3 separate regions of the Homo sapiens genome follow, and all the other regions are linked to region 3. Evidence: chromatin loops called from intact Hi-C (ENCODE). Cell type or tissue: Panc1. All regions are shown on one strand. Region 1 has its middle 86 kb from the start of MIR3169. Region 2 has its middle 45 kb from the start of LINC00378. Region 3 overlaps PCDH20 (protocadherin 20).

The links. Peaks named below come from ENCODE experiments on the same cell type or tissue, not always from the same donor. Only the 100,000 strongest peaks of a DNase experiment are listed, where the experiment ranks them.
Region 1: a loop joins it to region 3, with 5 times the contacts of the local background. A loop is called at or near these places in 7 of 110 quality-filtered maps.
Region 2: it touches region 3 in a loop (3-fold over the local background); 15 of 110 quality-filtered maps call a loop at or near these places.

Annotation. Positions count from the first base shown.
Region 1 is chr13:61,281,890-61,289,889 of GRCh38, reverse strand. No RefSeq gene overlaps it. Among named protein-coding and RNA genes, the nearest start is that of MIR3169, 86 kb to the right of the region's middle. RefSeq lists an enhancer at 4,713-5,214. In Panc1, CTCF peaks have their summits at 3,375 and 3,575 (motif pointing left); no DNase peak of the experiment used is centred here.
Region 2 is chr13:60,623,512-60,631,511 of GRCh38, reverse strand. No RefSeq gene overlaps it. Among named protein-coding and RNA genes, the nearest start is that of LINC00378, 45 kb to the left of the region's middle. RefSeq lists an enhancer at 1,823-2,502. In Panc1, CTCF peaks have their summits at 4,024 and 4,230; a DNase peak (open chromatin) is centred at 4,232.
Region 3 is chr13:61,407,570-61,415,569 of GRCh38, reverse strand. PCDH20 (protocadherin 20) reads left to right here. Exons shown (of 2, transcript NM_022843.4): 1 at 1-543; 2 at 1,604-5,885. The coding sequence starts at 412. The coding sequence ends at 4,327. Among named protein-coding and RNA genes, the nearest start is that of PCDH20, 4.3 kb to the left of the region's middle. In Panc1, CTCF peaks have their summits at 4,456 and 4,667 (motif pointing right); a DNase peak (open chromatin) is centred at 4,699; H3K4me3 peaks cover 1,824 bases; H3K27ac peaks cover 323 bases.

The sequences.
Region 1 (8,000 bases), 130 kb after region 3:
CTTTATTTCTAAAATTTATTTCCTAATAATGATAAAGATGGAAAACATGGATATCTTAGTTGTAGTGTTATTTGCTCTACTAAAAAACACAGAAAGTTTGTTCACATTTTTAAGGGTCCCTTATACATTACTATCTATCTAAATATCATGTATCTATTTATAATCTATCAACTTACCTACTTGTGTATCCACTATATACATTATTCATTAATAAATGATATCTACACATGGCAATTTTTTTTCTTTTAAATATGGACATACTTATTTCTGCAAGGACCACTATGAACTTTTCTCTTTATTGGCGGCCCAAACTCCCTCTGTGAATTCAACAAGCATTAACTGAGGGCTTATTGAAGTGTATTCAAGGCTGGGGACACAAAGACGAAGAAAAAAAATAAAATGAAGGAAAAAAAGTCTTAATAAAGACACAGTCTTGCAAGTAAATATGTGTTTCTCTATGTGATTATTGATAAAAAGTATAAAATGAAAAAATGTTGAATTATTCAATGAACTTCAAAAAATAATGGTTTGGTTGATATGAACTTTGACAGGAAGTGGGACCTTAGCAAGTGGAAGAAATCTCAAATAGGGCATTCTGGCTCTTTTTCTTAACAATCTTACTATATAGATTTCAATGAAAAATACGGATAAAGATTTATATTTTGAGTAAACAGGGTAAAAAAGTATTTAATCTATTTAGCATCCTTTATGTGATGGACATAAAAACAACATAATTTTATTTTTATTACATTTTAGTCATATCGATATTTTCAGTAAATACATCTAAGAATAGTTTATGTCTATCAAACTGAAAGAGTAAATGAAGTCACCTCTGTAGACCACTGTAGACTTGAGCCAAGTCTGCTCTTGGATTGGCTCCCAGAGCTGACATTGATTTCAGTAGCAGTTGCATGCAGAAATCTCAGCAATGAAATTAGCTGATGGACAGGATGTTATTACAAAGAGCGAATCTGTAAAATGTTTCAAATATCAGTAACAGCCAAAAGGGAAAAAAAAGGCAGTTAATCAAATGTCAAAGCAACATCATGTAGAGCCAGTTTTGTCTGTAAAAAAGTACATTTGGTTCTTTGTGACTGAATCAAACTTCATCATCTCAAGACTAAAATATGTGACCTTCTACATTTCAAAGTAGAGGCTTCCATTAAATAACAAATCATTATAATCTGTAAAAAAAGAATCGATGAGGAAAACACACATATTTATGTGGTCTGGGAAAAAATGAAACAATAGAAAAGAAAATATATGAAATATAAGAAAAAGTAGCATTTAGATTCCAATAAATATCTATAGTTCAGAAACACAACCAGAGAAATCCCTCAAACTGTGAATCTGATGATATTACCTCCAGTGGTGGAATTCTTTAGTGGCCTGTCATTTCTTTCACAGGAGACTTAAAGTATCTTAGCATGAAACCCAAGATTATCCATGGCTTGGCTCCCACCTCACTCTACAGCCTATCTCTTCCATGCTTCTCCATGCTCATACCCTTTCCTTCAGACCCACAAACTGTCTTCAGTCCCACATGCTTCCCCACATCTAAGGCCCTTTATATAAACCATTCATCTCTACCAGAGGCTCCTTCTTGAAGCTTATAATTAACTGAGCATACTGCTGTGCTGGCCCAGCAGAGTTGCTTTTAGTGAATCCTGATTCTGGGAAGACTCAGGAAGCTATTGCAAAAAGTGTTAGCATTTTAATATTAATAAAAGCTTTTAAACCATACCCTATTTAAATGAGTTGTCTAAAAATTGTAATGGCTAGGAGATGTGAGGCAATCCATTATTAACATCAGGAATTTTGTGTATCACAAAAGCCTGAGCCTTGAAGTATAATTAACAGAACAGAATTAACTCTCATCATTGAAAAAGAAATCAAATGTAATATTAGAACTTGAAAATGTCTAAAAACAACTGTAACTGGTGAATAGCATTAGCACCGGAAAGCCAGAGACACTTAAAAATGGTGACGACAACCCTTTAAAACAGTAGCAAACAAATGGAACCATCTGTTTCCAGAAACTGAATTTATCCATAGGTGTTCCAGGTCTTTGCAGAATCATCAGTGAATCAAGCACATAATATAATATACCTATTTGCAATTAGAAAATATATAAATTAGAAGGTACATTTTGAAATAGTCATGTATTCAAAATCACTTGTTAATGAGGCATCTGTGAAGGAGTTCTGTTATCCTCAAATATCCAAGTATCTCAGAACCAGATATTATGAGAAATGTTCCACAGTATGTCATAACTGTAAAAGAAATCCACAATTATAATAAGATAATCCATAAAAGCAATAATATATTGTATTTACTGTGACATGGTTTGGCTGTGTGTCTCCACCCAAATCTCATGTCTAATTGTAATACCCATGTGTCAGAAGGAGCCTAGTGGGAGGTGATTGGATCATGGTGGCAGATATCCCCCTTGCTGTTTTCGTAATAATGAGTGAGTTCTCACGAGATCTGATGGTTTAAAAGTGTGGCACTTCCCATTTTGCTTTCTCTGTCTCTCCTGCCACCATGTAAGACGGGCCCTGCTTCTCCTTTGCCTTTGGCCAGGATTGTAAGGTTCCTCCCCAGCCATGTGAAATTGTGAGTCAATTAAACCTATTTTCTTTGTAAATGACCCAGTCTCAGGTAGTTCTTCATAGCAGTGTGGAAATGGAGTAATAAATATTATGAATGGATATTTTATAAATATCTATCTCAGAGGAGGCTGAGAGACTGTTACTTGACCCCAGTGGCCAAGTGGTTAAGTGGTAGGTAGAATCAACTTTTGAGTCTCCATTATTTGACTTTAAAGTCCATATTTTTAGTAAAATATTCCATGGATATTACTAAAGAAAAAGAAAAAAACCTCCCACATTCATTCTATTATCTGCAAAAAATAATACTTGTGGAAGAAGAAAAATTATGTGGTTTTTCTAAGGTTCAAATGCTCTCATATCTTCAGTCATATTTGAGCAAACTGGCCCAATGGGAGATGAACCATAGATGTATTCCTAGCATTTTCAGATGTCATTTCCTATCATTTAAAAAATCTATACTTTTCTACTAGACTTAATTTATCTTTATACTCTGGTCAGCCCATGCAGTGCCTTGTACATACTTAGTCATACAATCCCTGAACTTCAAATTTAGGTATAGCATAAAAATTTTTCTTATAACTAACTACTAAAGAATTATTGTTGCCTAGACAAAATTTATCTCCCATTTTTTCTTCCTTTTGGGTCACTGGGCTTCATTGGCTGGAACATGAGGACGACAGTAAAAGTGGGTAGAATTCACCTATTCTCTGTGCAAGGAAATCTCATAGCATGCCTAGCTCTAGGGAAATCCCACTACTTTTTCTTGTAATTATTTCAGCAATTCAGATGTTAGAGAATTATTACATGACATGACTATTATTCACCCATAGGGGACACAGTCAGATAATAAGACATTTTCTCCCATATTTAAAGGATAGATCTCTCTCCTTTTAGGTATGAACAAAGGCCTTTTGCCCCTATGGCTGCTGGCTGCCATCTTGTGGCCACAATAGAAGTTGATCTAAAGGCTAAGGCAACACAGTGGGCCAGAGTCAAGGGGCTCCACGAAGAAACAGAGATGGAGACTTGAACTCACCAGCTGATTGAGTCTATCCTACGTCTTGCTATGTACTACAATGTTTCCTTATTCATAGAGTTGGTTTGAATCACAGGATCTGTCGCTTATATTTGAGAGCACCTAATTTATATAAGATATATAATTTGGTTAATGAAATAAAAGCTGCATATCAGAATGTACATCTTACCTAAAATGTAGGTCCAATTCGGGAAATGTCACCCCAAAATGTGATGCTTCAGTGTGCTGATCACTTTGAACTGAAGGCACTTGGGAAAACAGTGGATTCAGGCAGAGGCTTTTTCTCAGCTCCTCTAATCTGCATAAAGATGGATCCTCCAAATGAATCTTACATGTCATAAATCCCCTTCTCAGGAATTCTTCCAACCACGAAAGACTGACTTAAATGGCTGGAGAGGAGCCTAGAGGCCAATACTAACCCAGTAAGGCTGTCCTCTCTTCTTAGGGCTGCTCATTGACTACTTTTGTTACGTGGGAGACTTTTTTCTGCATAACAAGACCACCTTTATTCACCATACATTTCCTTGCCTCACCTTCCCATAACTTGTGTTGCCCCAAGAAGCCCCAATTTCCTATTCCTTTCTTTAGCTCAGGATGCAATTATATGAGCTTCAATATTCTGACCCTTCTTTGAGTCTCAGATTTTGCGGAACTCTTGTGCATATATATATGATTAAATGTGGTTTATTTCCTTAATCTGTTTTATGTCAATTTAACTCATAGGCCAGCCAAGGAACGTAGAAGAGTGGAGGGAAGCTATTCTTCACTTGCTTAGACATTCAAGAAAAACATATTCAAATAAAAGTTGTATCATATCTATCAGTCCTGGTCCAATAGTTTCATATAAGCATAATATTGAACTTAATTAAAATTATTTAGAAAAATAGGCATAGTGATACTTTGAATAGCATCGTACCAAAACAGTATTTATTTTTAATTTGTCAAAAGGACAGATTGTGTTACTATTGGCTTAAAGTCATTCAATGGAACCACATTGCACTTAAAAATTCTCTCTTCTAATCAAGGCTCAGTCTAAACTCTCGATTAATTTGGCTTCCAGTGTAAGGATTCATAAGGCCATAAAGTCTTACACTTCAGGCTTCAGTGCAAATGTCACCTCGTCTGAGAAGTTTTATCCTTCCACTGTATCTAAATCCATGTCTTCCTTTCCAGCATTTATCACCTTGTTCACTTCCTTCATAACTCTTATCACTAGCCTGAATGTATTTTGCTTACTTGTTCCTTTACTAATTTATCTCTGTCTACACTTGTGAGATTATTGATTCCATTCTGCTTGAATGGAATCCATTGTTACCTGGGAGACTTTTCTCTGCATAACAAAACCACCTTTATTCACCATACATTTCCTTGCCTAACCTTCCCATAACTTGTGTTGCCCCAAGAAGCCCCAATTTCCTATTCCTTTCTTTAGCTCAGGATGCAATTATATAAGCTTCAATATTCTGGCCCTTCTTTGAGTCTCAGATTTTGTGGAACTCTTGTGCATATAGATATGATTAGATGTGGTTTATTTCCTTAATCTGTTTTATGACAGGGTTCCTGCTTCTCATCCTCAGCATTAAATTCCCAGCAAATAGAACTGGCTCCCAGTAGGCAATCGAGTATTTGTTTAATAAATGAGTGAATGACTAAATACACGAAAGTCCTCTAAAACACCAAGGTTTTCTCAGTTTTGTTTCATAGTACTCTGAATAATATATGGAATATATTTTTCTATTCAAATCATATGAAAAGTAGTGTTCAATTGAGTTTAACAGGCCAGTCTTAAATACATTTGCATGAAATATCCTCCTTCATCTTAACACTTTACTATTTTTTTCCACTTTGTACATTGGTTAGATTATCTCTTTTGAGTGATCAAGAAATATTTAGATAGCTGTGATGAGGGAGGGAAGGAGAACGAGACCTGGACTTTTACAGTGCAGGGCTTCTAAATGACCTACTCTATCTTCTATTCCAATAGAAAAATTGGTCCCCAAAAACGTTTCCTTGATGAATAGCATGGCAATTTCAAAGTTGTGAGTTTTTTCTCTGTTTACATGACCTTAAATTGCAGTGAAATCCACAAGCATTTAAAAGTACAAAGACTGCAAGGCCCTTTCTGACACTCATTTCATGTCTACAATTACCCAAACTCAAAACACATGTGAATAATACTGAATAGAAATACTTCAATACAATTTTTTTCTTTTTAAATAAAATGAAAAGACCTAGGCAGTAGTCTGTACTCTGTTTTTCCACAACTTGAATTTAGATTGACAATATAAAATACCTTTTTTCATCACAGATTTAACAGAAACTATGCCTGATTCTTAAATTCTGATATTCCTGTTTTTGTATCATAGGTAAGGGAAATTGTTTGATAAGCCACTTATATTGTTAGCACTATATTCAGCTATGAACACTGTATTCACTTATATTGTTAGCACTGTATTTTATTTTCTGTGTTCTAATGCTTTGACATTGGAGCCTTGCTGACTTTAGAGGGACTGTACCTCCTAGAGTTAGCCAGTTCTTAGGGATAGTAAACAACTCACCCAGGAACATGCTTTCAAACACAAATCAATGAATCTAGAGTCCAGGACAACATCGCATGTCAGGCTTTCACACTCTAGGTGACTATCCTGTCCTTACCAACCCCTGGGTCAAGTACTAGACAACTATTCTCCAGAACTCACTAGATGACCCCCGTGTTTCTCAGTGTGAACCCCCATTTTATCATATCTTCTTCCTCTTAGGAACTATGTTGTCTTGGTGCATTGGGGCTGTTATAACAAAATATCATAAACTGAGTAACTCAAACGACAGAAATTTATTTCTTACAGTCTTGGGAGTCTGGAAAGTCCAAGATCAAGACACTGATTGACTCCATGTGATGAGAGCCTGCTTCCTAGTTCACAAATATTGCCTTCTAGCTGTGTCCTTACATGGTGGAAAGGGTAAGGGGGTATTTCTCAGACCACTTTTATAAGGGCACTAAGTTCCACCTTCATTTCTACCTCACTTTCCAAAGGTATTGTTACAGGTAGTTAGGCAGACATGAGCAGGGCAGGGAAGGCTCTCCTCCATCCACTAGGAATGTTGGATGATTGTTTGGCAATTATCACATTGCCTCTCTAAAAGTGATAAATTGGTGGTTCCAGGGAGAGGCCAGTTCCTGATGGTCCACACCTGTTGCAAATTGTTAATTGAGTGCAGGCTCCTGGGGGAAGCAACTTCCCAGTCATATGTATCAAAAGACAAAATGGTGGAGTGTCACCTTCTGGGGGCACACCACTGGAAAAGGGAAGAAAGCCTGAGATGGGCTTGCATACAACTTCCTAAACACACTGTGAGTGCTCACCTCCCAAGGGTAAGGAGGGCACTGTGCATGTGGGCCGCCCACCCTAAGGGAAGAATCACTGGAAAGGGGCCAGCCTATAAAGTCCTAGGATCATGATTAAACATGGCACTCGGTGCCTGCTTGGGTCTCTTGAAGTATCCCTTCCTTTATTTTCTATTCCAAAGCTTTTTAAATAAAACTTCCACTCCTGCTCTAAAACTTGCCTCAGTCTCTTTTTCTGCCTTATACCCCTCAGTCAAATTCGTTCTTCTAAGGAGGCAAGAATTAAGGTTGCTGTGGACCTGTACATATTTGCCACCAGTAACTTGAATATTTGCCACGGGTAATGGTACCAACTCCTAATAACATCACCCGGAGAGTTAAAATTTCAAGTTATTAATTGAGGGGCACAAATATTCAGACCATAGTATATGACTAAGAAACTATCTTTTCAGTTGCAATTTTCTTCTAATCTATTCACCTTAGCATACCTACATAATAATAAAACCTCCTAAAATAAATACATAAGGTATATTTAGTTATATGGCAAAAGGGTTATAAAGTTAGTTTCTTAGGATAAAGAAACACACTGAAAACTCCACTAATAAGTTTAAAAACTATGAAAGACCTTGAAAATAAAAAGTTGAGTGAAAAATATCAAATGTGTAATGTATAATCGTTTTTGCATTTAAAATAGTATTCATAAGGTTTTCATAGTTTTGCTTTCAATTTGACCTCATAATTCTATCATTTTGCCCATTGTCTTAAGTTATATTGCTACTTTTTATTTAAAAGGAATCGGGCAGGCACAGTGGCTCACACCTATAACCCCAGCACTTTGGGAGGCCGAGGCGGGCAGATCACTTGAGGTCAGGAGTTTGAGACCAGCCTGGCCAACATGTAGTGAAACACTGTCTCTACTAAAAAATACAAAAAGTAGCTGAGGGTGATGGTGCATGCCTGTAGTCCCAGCTACTTGGGAAGCTGAGGCAGGAGAATCACTTGAACC
Region 2 (8,000 bases), 780 kb after region 3:
TCAGCTTCCCGAGTAGCTGAGATTACAGGCATGCACCACCACGCCCGTCTAATTTTTTTGTATTTTTAATAGAGACGGGGTTTCTCCATGTTGGCTTGGCTGGTCTCAAACTCTCGACTTTAGGTGATCTGCCCGCCTCAGCCTCCCAAAGTGCCGGGATTACAGGTGTGAGCCACTGTGCCGGGCCGATGAAAGGATCGTCTTAACGAATGGAGTTGAGAAAGCTAGAAGTCCATATGCAAAAGAATGAAATAGTACCCTTACCTTACACCACATACAAATATCAACTCAAAATGGATTAAAGACTTAAATGTGAGACCTGAAACTGTAAAACTACTATGAGTCATAAGGGTAATGATTCATAATATTGGTTTTTTGGATATGACCCCAAAAGCACAGGCAACAAAAACAAAAATAGACAAACGGGATTACATCAAACTAAAAAGCTCTGCACAGGCAAAGAAACAATCAACAGAGTGAAGACAACATCTATGGAATGGGAGAAAATTTTTGCAAACATCTGATAAGGGGTTCATATCAAACAGATATGAATAACTCAAACAACTCAATACAAGGAAACAAATTAACACAATTTTAAAAACAGGAAAAAAAAACAGAATACACATTTCTCAAAAGAAGATACACAAATGGCCAACAGGTATATGAAAAAATGCTCAATATCACCCTATCAGGGAAATATAAATTAAAATCACAATGAGGTATCACTTCAAATCTGTTAGGATGACTATTCTAACAAAACACACACAAAAAAGATAACAAGTGTTGATAAGGATGTGGAGAAAAAGGACCATGGTACACTGTTTGTAGGTATGTCAATTAGTACAGCCATTATGAAAAACAGTATGAAGATTGCTCCAAAAACTGAAAATAGAACTACCCATTTGATCCAGCAATTTCACTTCTGGGTATACATCCAAAGGATATAAAATATGTCAAAGAGATATCTGCACCCCAGTGTTCATTGCAGCATTATTTGCAATAGCCAAGATACAAAAGCAATCTAAGTTTCTGTCAGTGGATGAATGGATAAAGAGAATATGTTGTATATGTACACAATGGAATACTACTCAGTCTTTAAAAAGAAGGAAATTCTGTCATTTGCAACAACATGAATAAATTTGGAGGACATCCTGTTAAGCAAAATAAGCCAGATACAGAAAAACAAATATTGCATGTTCTCAATCATAGAATCTAAAAAAGTTGAATTCACAGAAGCAGGGAGTAAAATGGTGGTTACCAGGTGCTGAAGTGGAGGGAAGGAAAGGTTTGGAAGATGATGGTCAAAGGATACAAAATTTCAGTTAGACAGGAGGAATAAGTTCAAGAGAGCTGTTGTACAACCTGGTGACTATAATGATAATGCATTGTATTCTTAAAAGTCACTAAGAGATTTTAAGTCTTCTCATACCCAAAAAATGATGAAAGGCACTATGTTAGTTTGATCTAGCTATTCTACAACATACACATCTTTCAAAGCATCATGTTGTACATGATGTATATATTTATAATTGCATTGTATATATTTATAATTGTATTGTATACAATTTTTAAAAATTTAAGTAAAAAAGAGAAAAAGGAAAAAAGTATATTCACTCAAAAACCAAAAGAGAAAAAAAGCAAGCCAATAATAAATACAAAATTCTGAATTGCAGTTACCTTGTAAAGGGGAGAAGAAAGGGATGAGATTATGGAGGTATTTACAAGGACATTCAAAATTGATATTTTGCTGTATTATTGTATTTTGTTTTGTTACTTTTAAACTGTATGAATAATATTAAATATTCTGTGTGTATGGTCTATCTCTCTAAAACTAAAATTAAAACACGGACCATCTGAAAACACACACTATTTGCTTTGTACCTTTCATGTGTATCATCTATATTTATTAAAACTAGCTCAGATCCTAACATGAACAAAAATAAATATAATTATATAGGAAAATACATACCCTCTGTAAAACTCCAAACACAATTAAAGAATTATTGTGGTCATTTTAGCATACGTGTAAAAATTTGCACTGAACACCATTTACTGCTAGGGTACTAGAAGGAAGATGGAGCTGTCACGGGTGTCCTCTTCCACATAGCAGGTGGCAATTAGCACTCCAAAGAACTGAAACGGGTTTAATCCTGGAAGCCACAGGATTCCATTTGTGCTTTAAAAGACCACTTGGACTGCTATTTAGTACATTGTAGAAACAGGGAGTTAATTACTGGTAGTCCTAGATTGGAACAGAAGCAGAGGGTAGAACTAGGATTGAGCGGTGTTCGCAGCAACAAAGTCAACAGATTTAAAATCTGTTTTGAAGGTAGAATATGATGTTGATGAATTAGATGTGGAGATAACCTTATAAAATAGTAATATGTCAAAATATCTATAGTTCTCATTCTCTAAAGATGCTTTAGTTACTTCAACAGATTTCTCTGTTGTCTTCATAAGTTCTACAGAAATTAAAAAATAAAAATAAATATCTCTTGGCTAATCGTAACACTGGCAACATGGCTCACGCCATGTCCATGCATATACCTTCCACCAGGGAAAACACGTGGAACCACCAGAAGGTGTCAGAACTGCCACAAACTCTTTCAATTATTGATAATAAATTGTGACACACTATTTTATTCTTTAACATTCTCAAATTTTTATAAAGATAAAGAATTAAAGCCTTTTGCTATCATAGCCAGCTACTGTATGACCCCATTTCCAAATATATTGGTTACATTCTGACCCTGCTTCCTGGAATAATAAAATACACAAATGCTTACTGAGTGCTTGCTAGGTACCAGGCACTGTTTGTAACTCTTGTGAGAATTAACTGGTTTAATCCTCACTTCGGTCCTGGGAGGAAGAGAGTCTCATTATCTCCATTCACAGCACGTGAATCAAACATGTTTATTGCTTCCCAGACTTTAAGTTACAGAAGGAGCTCGGAGTCACACTGACACCGAACTGTGTGTTTTAACATGCCCAAGTTGCACTTGATGGATCTTAAGTGTCTTTACTGATTAATTTTGTTGAAAATACCCAAGGAAGATTCATAAAAATGTAGAAAACATACAAATATTGAGAAAACAAATCAGTCCCTCCCCAAAGATTGAGGATAAGCAATGTCTGTATCATAAAGAGATAAAGAGAAACTAGAAATGCAAGCAAATTTCTAAGCAAATAAACTTGATAGTACCAAGTATTCCAAATGTTATAAAAAATATACAATGAAACCAGCAAGGACCCAAGGACCCCACTTAAAGCTGGAAAAAAAATATGTAACATTGGGATACATAATGCTGAGCTTGATTTTCTTTTTCAACTGTCACACTCTAAACAGATTAAACTTAAAATTTTCTCAGAAGCCACAAGAACCGTATGTGTTTGTTGACAGGGAAGCCATACCACTGGGGCAGAAGTCTCTTACTTGCTTACACTTAAGTACTAAGCCTGTAATGAATGGTTTATAGTGGTACTAAGCCTGTAATGCACGGGTTATAATGGTTTTCAACCTTGACAACACATTAAAATCACCTGGTGTGCTTTCTTAACTAGCTTTCCAACCCCTGAAAGTCTATTCTGTTGGTCTGGAAGCTATCTGAGGCACCAGGAGTTTTTATAAATCCCCAGGAAATTCCAACGTACGATCAAAGCTTGAGAACTACTGCTTTAGATCTAGGCCTATGGAGGTTCTCACCACTGCAACATAGCCATGCTCCGGGCTTAACACTACCTTGAAAGGTAAGAAAATAAGCAAAAGGCTGAAGCCATCTTCTGAATTCCTATAAACCATCATGAGCACTTGGTTAGATTACTTCTTCTGCAAGCACTACCTGTTAGGAAACTTAGCTATCTAGCGAGCCAGCCACCGTTGACAGCTTCTTTTAGATGTATTTGCTTTAACATAACATGTGAACATGCTTGGACAGCAATAAATAGCACAGCTTTCTTCATTGTAACTACGAATTACGTTAACTATGGATTAGACAAAAGAGAAGATGGGAAAGGGAGAAATTGAGGACCTGATATGTGCTAGACATTATGTGCATTTGGCTTTGAATCTTTACAACAATCCTATAAGGAAAGTGTATTTTATTTTATTCCTCAGGAAACTGAGGTTCAGTGGGGATTGAGTGGTCTCCCAAGATCCCAGGGCTACCACAGAGTAACAACACTGGGGAGGTGACACAAACTGCTTTTTACTATACCACACTGCCCCCTAGGGCTACAGGGGTCTATGGCACGCGCTGGAAGTTAAAAGAATTTGAAATACCAGAAGGCAGCAGCCGGCTTGAAATCTTCCCTGGTAGACCTAATTGGATGTGATTGCTCTTTCTCCCAACACTTACAGCCTTTTCTGTGGGTACCACTGGCTTGGCACGGAACTCTTACTGCCTTTTGTTAATTTCTAATTCATGTGCTTTCAACTAATTGCCATTTACGCAAGCTCAGGCAGGGCGAAGACATTCCTGGTATTTTTTAATCTACCTCAGAGCCTAAAATTGCCTTAGAGCAGTGCTTCTCAAACTGTAATGTACATAGGAATCACCTGCGGACCTTGTTAAACTGCAGATTCTAATTCAGAAGGTTTGGGTGGGGCCTGAGATCCTCCATCTCTAACAAGCAGTCAGGGGATGCCAATGGTGCTGGTGAGATCATTCTTACCGTGAATAAAAAGAAGGCAATTATTCCACATAAATGGGGTTTTAAAACTAGACTTGAGGAACAAGCAGCTATGGTTGTGGCTTGTTAACTGAGGTTTCACCACGTATTTCAATCATTTTTTTTAAAAAGGTGCCTCAGTGCTGCATGCAACTATCAAGACTCTACAATCATCCCTTTCCTGTTTAATGAATCTTTGCAGATTGGTTATTTGATAGGTAGGACATCTCAATGTGAAAAGAAAGCACCTACAAAATACAGTTGAATTTCTCATGAATAACACAAAAGAACATTAACTGGTTGGTCAATGTTTTGTTTTGTTTTTAATTAAGGATAGCAGTCTATTCCTTCCACAATTGCTCCTGTAAGCCCTGGGACCTCCTCACATGTGGCCACAGTGTCCTTGGAGCTCCCAGAGTGATTGGGATACTTTTTTTCTTCTTCTTTTGAGAGCATCTCGCTCTTGTCACCCAGGCTGGAGTGCAATGGCGCTATCTCAGCTCACTGCAACATCTGCCTCCCAGGTTCAAGCGATTCTCCTGCCTCAGCCTCCCGAGTAGCTGGGACTACAGGCATGCACCACTACGCCAAGCTAATTTTTGTATTTTGAGACAGGATTTCACCATGTTGGTGGGGCTGGTCTTAAACTCCTGACCTCAGGTGATCCGCCTGCATCAGCCTCCCAAAGTGCTGGATTACAGGCATGAGCCACAGTGCCCAGCCCATGATTGGGGTACTTCTGGGGAAACCTGTGGGTAAACTCTATTAACATATTCTGGACCAAACACGGGCATTACAAACAGCAGCCTCCAGCTCAGCAGATGTGAGTTCAAGCTCTGGCAAACATTTTATTTCTCAAAGCTTCATTTTTCCTCCAGTACCACCCTCATGCAAGACTAAGGACCTTTGGCATAATCCAAAATGCCCAAACTCAATTTATTCACAAGATTATATTCATACACCCCATAGAATAGCTTTTCTCATTCACAATATTTCATTATTGATTTTGTGGTGACACAAAAGAGGGTTTATGCTGTATGTGATACTTTATAAATACTCCTGAAACATGTCATATTGTGGCTCAGAAGAAGACATCTCTATCCCACATTCACCTTTGTGCCCCCCGCTCCCAGACACCATACCATGATGGCATGGAGTTTTATACAGATGTAACTGTGTCCCTTGAGCAGCCTCAATTTCCTCAACTTTAAAAGGGCTAATAATGCCTAGCCTGGATGTTTCCATGAAAATTAAACATATATTTTCCTCCAGAAGTCCCTGGCAACCTCTAGCCAACAAATCCAGACCATTTCCCCCCATGCACCCTCCAATCTTCATCTTACTACCCTCATCCATAACCTCATCTCCCTGTATCTTCTTTCTTTTTAGAGAAATATGACTCTCTGTTAGTCTTTCCAGTTAGGATTCATCCTCTTTTGATGACAACAGTTAGAAATAACAAATAACTTCACACAGTCAGTTCTCTATAAATATTTGTTACATGAATAAACAATTGATCCACCTGTAAAACAAATCAAGGCCAGTAGATCCTAAATATTTAGTTCTAGAAATCTCTACTACTGAGCAAAATCAGTTGGGAAATATTAACAAATAGCAGCTGTTTATGACAAATTCCTTTTAATTCAATTTATTCAAGCCCCCATTCACAAAAAGAAAGGAACAAATCAAAGGTACCACCAATATTTAGAAATCATTTGAGAAATAGTGCAGCAGCCAGAACATCAGGCTGTCAGAAGTACTGTGAGTTTGCCTAAAGCTTACATCTATGACAGCTTTTTTTTTTTTTTTTTTTTTTGAGATGGAGTTTCGCTCTTGTTGCCCAGGCTGGAGTGCAATGGCGTGATCTCAGCTCACCACAACCTCTGCCTCCCAGGTTCAAGCTATTCTCCTGCCTCAGCCTTCCTGAGTAGCTGGGATTACAGGCATGTGCCACCACACCCGGCTAATTTTGTATTTTTAGTAGAGACGGGGTTTCTCCATGTTGGTCAGGCTGGTATCGAACTCCCGACCTCATATGATCCACCCACCTCGGCCTCCCAGAGTGCTGGGATCATAGGCATGAGCCACCATGCCCGGCTATGACAGCTTTTAAGATGTATATAGAAACATGCAAGAAAATGCCCAGCACCAGGAAATTTGTGTGATCCTCTTGATACCCATGTGAGACCACTCATGAATGAACTGAAGATATTGCTACTTCACATTGGAGATTATTATAAAGAGTAAAGGAAATGGCATATGGGTTTTCTATTCCAGCAGCACTTAGTAGATATTCAGAAAATTGCCCATTCTGGCTCATCTTGGTGGCTATTTCCATCCCATTGGCATGGGGAAGAAGAGAAGCAAAGGCTTAATTGACATGTTCGTTGACCTTATTAAAAAAGAAAGCTCTGACCATGACAAACATTTTATGTTAGGCAATCTTCGCTCTTGTAGTCTTCCAAAATCTTATGAGAGGTAGTGTCAAATTCTAAAACATGTAGTTGTACAGGTATGAAAAAATTGCACTCAGTGGCAGGGAAACAGGAAAGATAAACAGAAGAATGGAAAATCCCATCATTGCAAAGAAAAAAAACAAACTTCACAAAAAAAGATCAAATCACACCACCAAATAACATGACACTAAAAAGCTGTAAAAGAAAATCTATGTCCGGGCGCAGTGGCTCACACCTGTAATCCCAGCACTTTGGGAGGCCGAGGCGGGCAGATCACAAGGTCAGGAGATCGAGACCATCCTGGCTAACACGGTGAAACCCCATCTCTACTAAAAATACAAAAAAAATTAGCCGGGCCTGGTGGTGGGCGCCTGGAGTCCCAGCTACTTGGGAGACTGAGGCAGGAGAATGGTGTGAACACAGGAGGCAGAGCTTGCAGTGAGCCGAGATCATGCCACTGCACTCCAGCCTGGGCGACAGAGCCAGACTCCATGCAAAAAAAAAAAAAAAAAAAAAAAAAAGGAAATCTATAAGAAAGCCTTAAAGAAATGTGAAAAAAAAAAGATTATTAATTGAACAAAATTTGGCCTATAAGATAGGCAAACAAGAGACTTTTATCAGAGAGAAAATTTTATTAAAATGAAATTCATATATAAATGGCCCATTTGAGTGAAAGCAATTACCAGCTAAACAAGATTCATAGCAAAATGTCAGAGCCAAATGATTCAATGGCAAACGAAAAACAAAAGTCAGGACACAAGAAAGAGTGCATGTTATTTTATGTTATATATTTATGTACCAATGAAATCACCTTTTCTATTTTTCCCTAAAACTGTTGAGTATTTAAGTAGTAATTGCCTTTAGTGTACTAACTGA
Region 3 (8,000 bases):
CGACTTCCTCTCTCTGTTACATCCATATACAAATGCAAGCTTATTTATTTATTTTAATTCTCCCTCTCTTGCTAGCAACCTGTGGACTTGGCATCTGACTGGTGCGGCAAGGAAGGAGGCTGGTAGGTAAGCGCTACTGTGCCCAACCCCGAGCTGCCTCTTCGCAGTCTTCAGGAGCAAGTCCCCCATTCCAGCTCCTCTGGCAGAGTATGGAGTTACCTGCGTCCGGGGCAGGAAACCATGAATGTGCCCTTCTGCCCTCTTGCCTTTCTGCCACTCTTTGAGTTCCCGTCCTTAATTGAAGAGCCAGTGACTATTGGCTGAAGTTCCCCCAGCGATTTGCATGAACCGAGAGGGAGTGTCTTCTGCCGCCCTCCCTTCAAGAGCGCTCTGACTGCAGCCTCCCAGGGAATGCGCGGCCGAGGGAATGCGCGCAGCTCACAGGCCCTGGGAGTGAGCTGGTGCCCGGCGACCTGGCACCCGCGCCTGGATATGGGGCGTCTACATCGTCCCAGGAGCAGCACCAGCTACAGGAACCTGCCGGTAAGGGTTAGGGTCAAGGAACCCCGCGACCCCGACAAGTTGCAGTATTGTGAAGCAATTCCCACTCGGATGGTTTTTCAAACCTTCTACCTTTATCTAAACTTCACGGGAAGGATGGCGCCGGGAGGGAAAGGGAGTTTGGGATAATGTGTCTTCCTTTTAACAAGGAATAGGGAAGTCCGTGGGTCATGAGAGGAAGTTTCTGAAGCAAGAAATGTATCCAGATAAGGTCGAGGGCATCGGGGGTGCGCTCAATCCGCTTTAGCTACAGGGGTTCGGGATCGTTTCCTGCTGCTGGCGTCTGGCTATGAATGCCTACTGCAATTGACAAATTGTTTTTGCATAGCCATTTTCCGCGTTTACTTTGCTTCCCCCTAAGGGAGGGGGATTAGTGACTGCTTGGTAAGGGGTGGAAATCCAGATCCTTTCGGTTTGATTTCAGATGTGTGCTAAAATAAAAATCACTCTTTCCGACCTAAGACCTAAAGTGTTGGAGGTGGAGGAGGAAGTGTTGGTATTTTTTCTATATTATTATTATTATTGCGATTGTGGTTGTTTTTATGGTTCTCTTAGTAAGGGATGTAACACACTGCGTGTTCCAGCACTCTAATGGCAGAATCACTTCAAGGAGAAATAAATTGCCCACCTTTCAGTGCTCTCTACTACCAGCCCCCTCCCTCCCCATCACCTACCCTGGGTTTCCGTGTCGCTTTGCGCAGTCTCTGAGTCGGAATCCTCTCCACTCCGGTGTGTGTTTCCAGGGATGTTTTACGGTTTGGGATTCTGAATGTTAGCTGGATGAGGGTGGTGATGGGGAAACGAGGGGGGAAGGCGGGGGCGGAGGGGATAGAAAGTGAACAGCAAAATTAAGTTTTGGAGACGATATTGCCCCACAGATCTCTCCTTCGCAGCAGGGTTCTTCTCCGCCCCCGTTCTAATTAGAGGTTTTGCTTCTGGGAACGGGGATGGGGACAGCAAGGATCACAGGGGCGCTAGTTTCTCTCTCGGACCCCTATTTCCCCGTGTGTGTAATGAGCTTTCTTCCCTCCCCCAACTCCAGCATCTGTTTCTGTTTTTCCTCTTCGTGGGACCCTTCAGCTGCCTCGGGAGTTACAGCCGGGCCACCGAGCTTCTGTACAGCCTAAACGAGGGACTACCCGCGGGGGTGCTCATCGGCAGCCTGGCCGAGGACCTGCGGCTGCTGCCCAGGTCTGCAGGGAGGCCGGACCCGCAGTCGCAGCTGCCAGAGCGCACCGGTGCTGAGTGGAACCCCCCTCTCTCCTTCAGCCTGGCCTCCCGGGGACTGAGTGGCCAGTACGTGACCCTAGACAACCGCTCTGGGGAGCTGCACACTTCAGCTCAGGAGATCGACAGGGAGGCCCTGTGTGTTGAAGGGGGTGGAGGGACTGCGTGGAGCGGCAGCGTTTCCATCTCCTCCTCTCCTTCTGACTCTTGTCTTTTGCTGCTGGATGTGCTTGTCCTGCCTCAGGAATACTTCAGGTTTGTGAAGGTGAAGATCGCCATCAGAGACATCAATGACAACGCCCCGCAGTTCCCTGTTTCCCAGATCTCGGTGTGGGTCCCGGAAAATGCACCTGTAAACACCCGACTGGCCATAGAGCATCCTGCTGTGGACCCAGATGTAGGCATTAATGGGGTACAGACCTATCGCTTACTGGACTACCATGGTATGTTCACCCTGGACGTGGAGGAGAATGAGAATGGGGAGCGCACCCCCTACCTAATTGTCATGGGTGCTTTGGACAGGGAAACCCAGGACCAGTATGTGAGCATCATCATAGCTGAGGATGGTGGGTCTCCACCACTTTTGGGCAGTGCCACTCTCACCATTGGCATCAGTGACATTAATGACAATTGCCCTCTCTTCACAGACTCACAAATCAATGTCACTGTGTATGGGAATGCTACAGTGGGCACCCCAATTGCAGCTGTCCAGGCTGTGGATAAAGACTTGGGGACCAATGCTCAAATTACTTATTCTTACAGTCAGAAAGTTCCACAAGCATCTAAGGATTTATTTCACCTGGATGAAAACACTGGAGTCATTAAACTTTTCAGTAAGATTGGAGGAAGTGTTCTGGAGTCCCACAAGCTCACCATCCTTGCTAATGGACCAGGCTGCATCCCTGCTGTAATCACTGCTCTTGTGTCCATTATTAAAGTTATTTTCAGACCCCCTGAAATTGTCCCTCGTTACATAGCAAACGAGATAGATGGTGTGGTTTATCTGAAAGAACTGGAACCCGTTAACACTCCCATTGCGTTTTTCACCATAAGAGATCCAGAAGGTAAATACAAGGTTAACTGCTACCTGGATGGTGAAGGGCCGTTTAGGTTATCACCTTACAAACCATACAATAATGAATATTTACTAGAGACCACAAAACCTATGGACTATGAGCTACAGCAGTTCTATGAAGTAGCTGTGGTGGCTTGGAACTCTGAGGGATTTCATGTCAAAAGGGTCATTAAAGTGCAACTTTTAGATGACAATGATAATGCTCCAATTTTCCTTCAACCCTTAATAGAACTAACCATCGAAGAGAACAACTCACCCAATGCCTTTTTGACTAAGCTGTATGCTACAGATGCCGACAGCGAGGAGAGAGGCCAAGTTTCATATTTTCTGGGACCTGATGCTCCATCATATTTTTCCTTAGACAGTGTCACAGGAATTCTGACAGTTTCTACTCAGCTGGACCGAGAAGAGAAAGAAAAGTACAGATACACTGTCAGAGCTGTTGACTGTGGGAAGCCACCCAGAGAATCAGTAGCCACTGTGGCCCTCACAGTGTTGGATAAAAATGACAACAGTCCTCGGTTTATCAACAAGGACTTCAGCTTTTTTGTGCCTGAAAACTTTCCAGGCTATGGTGAGATTGGAGTAATTAGTGTAACAGATGCTGACGCTGGACGAAATGGATGGGTCGCCCTCTCTGTGGTGAACCAGAGTGATATTTTTGTCATAGATACAGGAAAGGGTATGCTGAGGGCTAAAGTCTCTTTGGACAGAGAGCAGCAAAGCTCCTATACTTTGTGGGTTGAAGCTGTTGATGGGGGTGAGCCTGCCCTCTCCTCTACAGCAAAAATCACAATTCTCCTTCTAGATATCAATGACAACCCTCCTCTTGTTTTGTTTCCTCAGTCTAATATGTCTTATCTGTTAGTACTGCCTTCTACTCTGCCAGGCTCCCCGGTTACAGAAGTCTATGCTGTCGACAAAGACACAGGCATGAATGCTGTCATAGCTTACAGCATCATAGGGAGAAGAGGTCCTAGGCCTGAGTCCTTCAGGATTGACCCTAAAACTGGCAACATTACTTTGGAAGAGGCATTGCTGCAGACAGATTATGGGCTCCATCGCTTACTGGTGAAAGTGAGTGATCATGGTTATCCCGAGCCTCTCCACTCCACAGTCATGGTGAACCTATTTGTCAATGACACTGTCAGTAATGAGAGTTACATTGAGAGTCTTTTAAGAAAAGAACCAGAGATTAATATAGAGGAGAAAGAACCACAAATCTCAATAGAACCGACTCATAGGAAGGTAGAATCTGTGTCTTGTATGCCCACCTTAGTAGCTCTGTCTGTAATAAGCTTGGGTTCCATCACACTGGTCACAGGGATGGGCATATACATCTGTTTAAGGAAAGGGGAAAAGCATCCCAGGGAAGATGAAAATTTGGAAGTACAGATTCCACTGAAAGGAAAAATTGACTTGCATATGCGAGAGAGAAAGCCAATGGATATTTCTAATATTTGATATTTCATGGTGGAATAACACAGAGAAATGTTTTAACTGACTTTGGATCTTCATCACCTAAAAAAGAGTGTGTTGATGGCAGTTCCAATGAAGGACAACTAATTTATAACTTGTTCTATATTGTAAATAGCTGTTTACAGGTTTTTAAATTTAAATTCAGAGGTTATAAAATGTGTACAGCATTTTTAAGTGAAAATTAGTACTAACAGCTATAGGACTTGTATTTAAAAAAAAAAAAAAAGCTTGGACATGGTTTGCAGCTTTCATACACCAAGCAGATGATTGATAAAACCTGGGAGTAAGGTAAGAAAAATGGAACAAATTTTTATCTAAAAATTCCTGTCACCACAAGAGGGCATCAGCTGCTCCTTTGCAGGAAACTGGGGTATTGTACTTGGCAGTTGTACATGAAATTAATGAAAGAGTATATTTTAAATATATTGTTTTTAACATTAAACAAATATGAAATTAAAGTAAATTAAATTTCACCCTATTTAAACATATGATAAAAAAAGAAATGCACTTGTAAACAGAATGTTTATTACCTCATAAGTGCATATATAGTGTGAAAGAGAAGGCATTAAAAAGAAGTGCAATTCCTTTTTAGCAAGGATAAAATCATTGCCTTGTGTTACAGATTCAGCCTGCTGAAGAGTATTCCACTTTCTGTGTACTCGAATTGCTTTCTGTTTGCTTTACCACTGCACTTGTTATTATTACAAGGGAAATAGATTTATACATACATATATATATTCTTCATTACAGGAAATGTAACTAGATATTGTGCCCAAGAAAAACAGCCAGAAGCAAAGAAATGCTTCAATCTTTAGTTGCTTCATAGGCATTCATGACATTTTAGTGCTTTCACAACTTGTTGGTCGTACTTTATACTTGGGTTATATATTAGACTTTTATAGGCTTGAAATCATCCATCACATAAGAAAATAGAAATCATATTAAAAGTGAATTCTTCTAGAGGCTTGTGTACACTACTGGTTGTTTTAGTTGGGCCTTTTATATGAAAGTTATACTGTACTTATCTTTTTGTTGTTGTTTAGGTTTGTTGACTACCATTTCTGGCTTCCTTTCTTTGGTTTTGGATTAAATCCAACAGTTTATTTGTAAGCCCTGCAGCAGATTTCTTTGATAATTTAGCTTTTACTGAATCTCTTGCAATGAAGAAAGCTATTTCATCAGTGATTTATCACTTTCAATTCATTGTGTGAGCTGGAAATATTATTTTATATGAGAGCTATAGCAAAATAATCTGTATAAACAAGGAATGTGTTAGCTTAAACTGGATCATTTTACTTTTTGGCATCATGCATCTGTACTGTACCAAAAGTGTTTATATGTCTGCAAATTAAAGGTATATATTTTCATAATTTCTTTCTCACTTTTAGCATTTTATATTTGAACATGGGCTTGTTATTTCACTGAAGTGCCTGTCATTTGTTTGTTTTTAGGGTTAAATGTGGGTAACCTGTAGTATTCTGCTATACTAAAGTTTATATTAAATGAATTCATTACTCAATTAAACATTGGGTAAATTATTAAATGTGTGTGTAGTTATAGACATATATATAGTAGAAAGAGAGTATGCCTAAATGTTTGATGTAAGTTCATATGAAAATTTGCACCCATGTATGTGCACATGCATATTAATTTATTATAGATTTAATATCATTATAAATTTTCATTTTACTACAGATTTATAACAAATCCTCTGTTAGCTGTGTTGCAATAGCTTGCAATAATTTTTAAAACAAAAATACTCTACAAAAAAGACATTGAATGCAAACAACCAAGTTCTTTTAGATTTGTATTAATTAACTCATTTATCTTATTTTTCTTCAATTTGAGAATTTCAATAAATAAAATAATAAGTATATGAGGCAGCAATGTTTGTTACAAAAAGTAAATATATTTTTATTGGAAATTCCTTTTGTACGAGAGGCATCTGAGCTAAGAGACTAAGATCATTTAACCCCCAAAACTTTTCATTTATAACTGATATGTAGCAATGGAGGAAACATCTCTTACTAGTCATATTTTATTTCTTATTTCTCTTTTTTAAAGAAAGGAACTTCATGAGATAAAAGTAACACTATTTATTTTTAAGAAGCCTCCATAAGTGCAATAATTTTACCATCAGTATAAATAGCACAATTTTCGATTCATTTCCAAATCTGAAGAAGGTTCATGTGTTTTGGGGAATGGACTTGATCTCCAGCATGAGAAATGCCTGTAACATTAATAAAAAGATGTATTTCTGAATAACTTCTTGTGGCAGGATTTCCTTTACAAAAACATCTCATTCACATTAAAAACATTAATAGCGAGGAAAGCTAAACTAAATTAAACTAAAAGATAAAAGCCCCTTTTTACTGACACCTTGTGCTAGAATAGTTGCCAAAATGTATGCTAATCATGTCAATGTTGTTAGTTGAGCTGGCACAAAAATAAATGTTCCATTCATTAAAACCCCTAATATCCATTTAACAGTTTGTGAACCAATGAGTTCTCTTTGCCCAATTTAATGAAGAAGAGATTGCTGTGATCTTTGCACTGCCAAATTCACTCTTACACTACAGAGAAAATTGTTCATTAATTTGAATTGGGAAGTTTAAAACCAACATAGCAATTTCAGCTACAGGGAAAAAAACAATTTACGTTATTTGACTACTTAGGGTAGATTTCCTGACCCTATTAAAAAAAAAAAAAAAAAAAAAAAAGCCCTCCTGGCAGTTAGGCTTTCATCAATGGTAGTTGGAAAAGAAGAGAAAAATAAATTCTTTTTAAACAGTTTTGTAGTATTGATGCATTAAAAAATGTAAATTTTGAGTGTTTTAGATGTTCTACATGTATTTTAGGAAAACACCAGGCATGATTTTACTGTGAAATAACATCACTGGAAACAATTTTTAGGAGTGGTGTATGAAGCTGATTTGATTGCAGTAAGATCTCTCACAAGGATTCTAATTTGTGCTCCCAGAAAATGCCTAAATTGACAACTATAAAGGGGGAAATTAAGCAAACCTCTGTCCTCTGGATGTTCAGGTTCCGATCTCTCCTCCTGAGGTGAGGACTCTGTGAGGTCCTGATCCCTGGCAGACAATGGAGAATGTAATGAAACTGCAGCACCAACCAGCTGGTGTTCTTCAAATCGTTGGGCAGCCTCAATTCATGGAGGCCAGGGACATAAATACCTGAGCATTTTCATCGCTCTATGGTAAATTTGCTCACTGAAAAAAGTCAAAATTGCCACGAAATGCCATATTGCAGATCTAGGCATTCTCTGCCTAGCACTGTGCCTTTATGTGCAAGTAGTCAATAAATATTTATTGAAGAGAACTGATGGGCCCACAAGAAGACTCAGAGAAAAAATCAATTAAAACAATTTGGATTCCTGAGCTAAAAAGTCGCAGCACAGTATTTTTTTTTAGTTATTTCTATTTCTAATAACAAACCATGTATATTTTTCAGATAATATATACATAAATACATAACCTATAATCATTTTTAAATGTCACTTTTTGTATATATTGTCCTTATATAGTAGCATTTGTAAAATAGACTCCTAAACTAGGAACGTCTTCCTTTAAGGATATAAAACAAAATTGAGTGAACTTTAAAACTTAACCCACTAATGTCAAGAAGTAAGAATACCGTG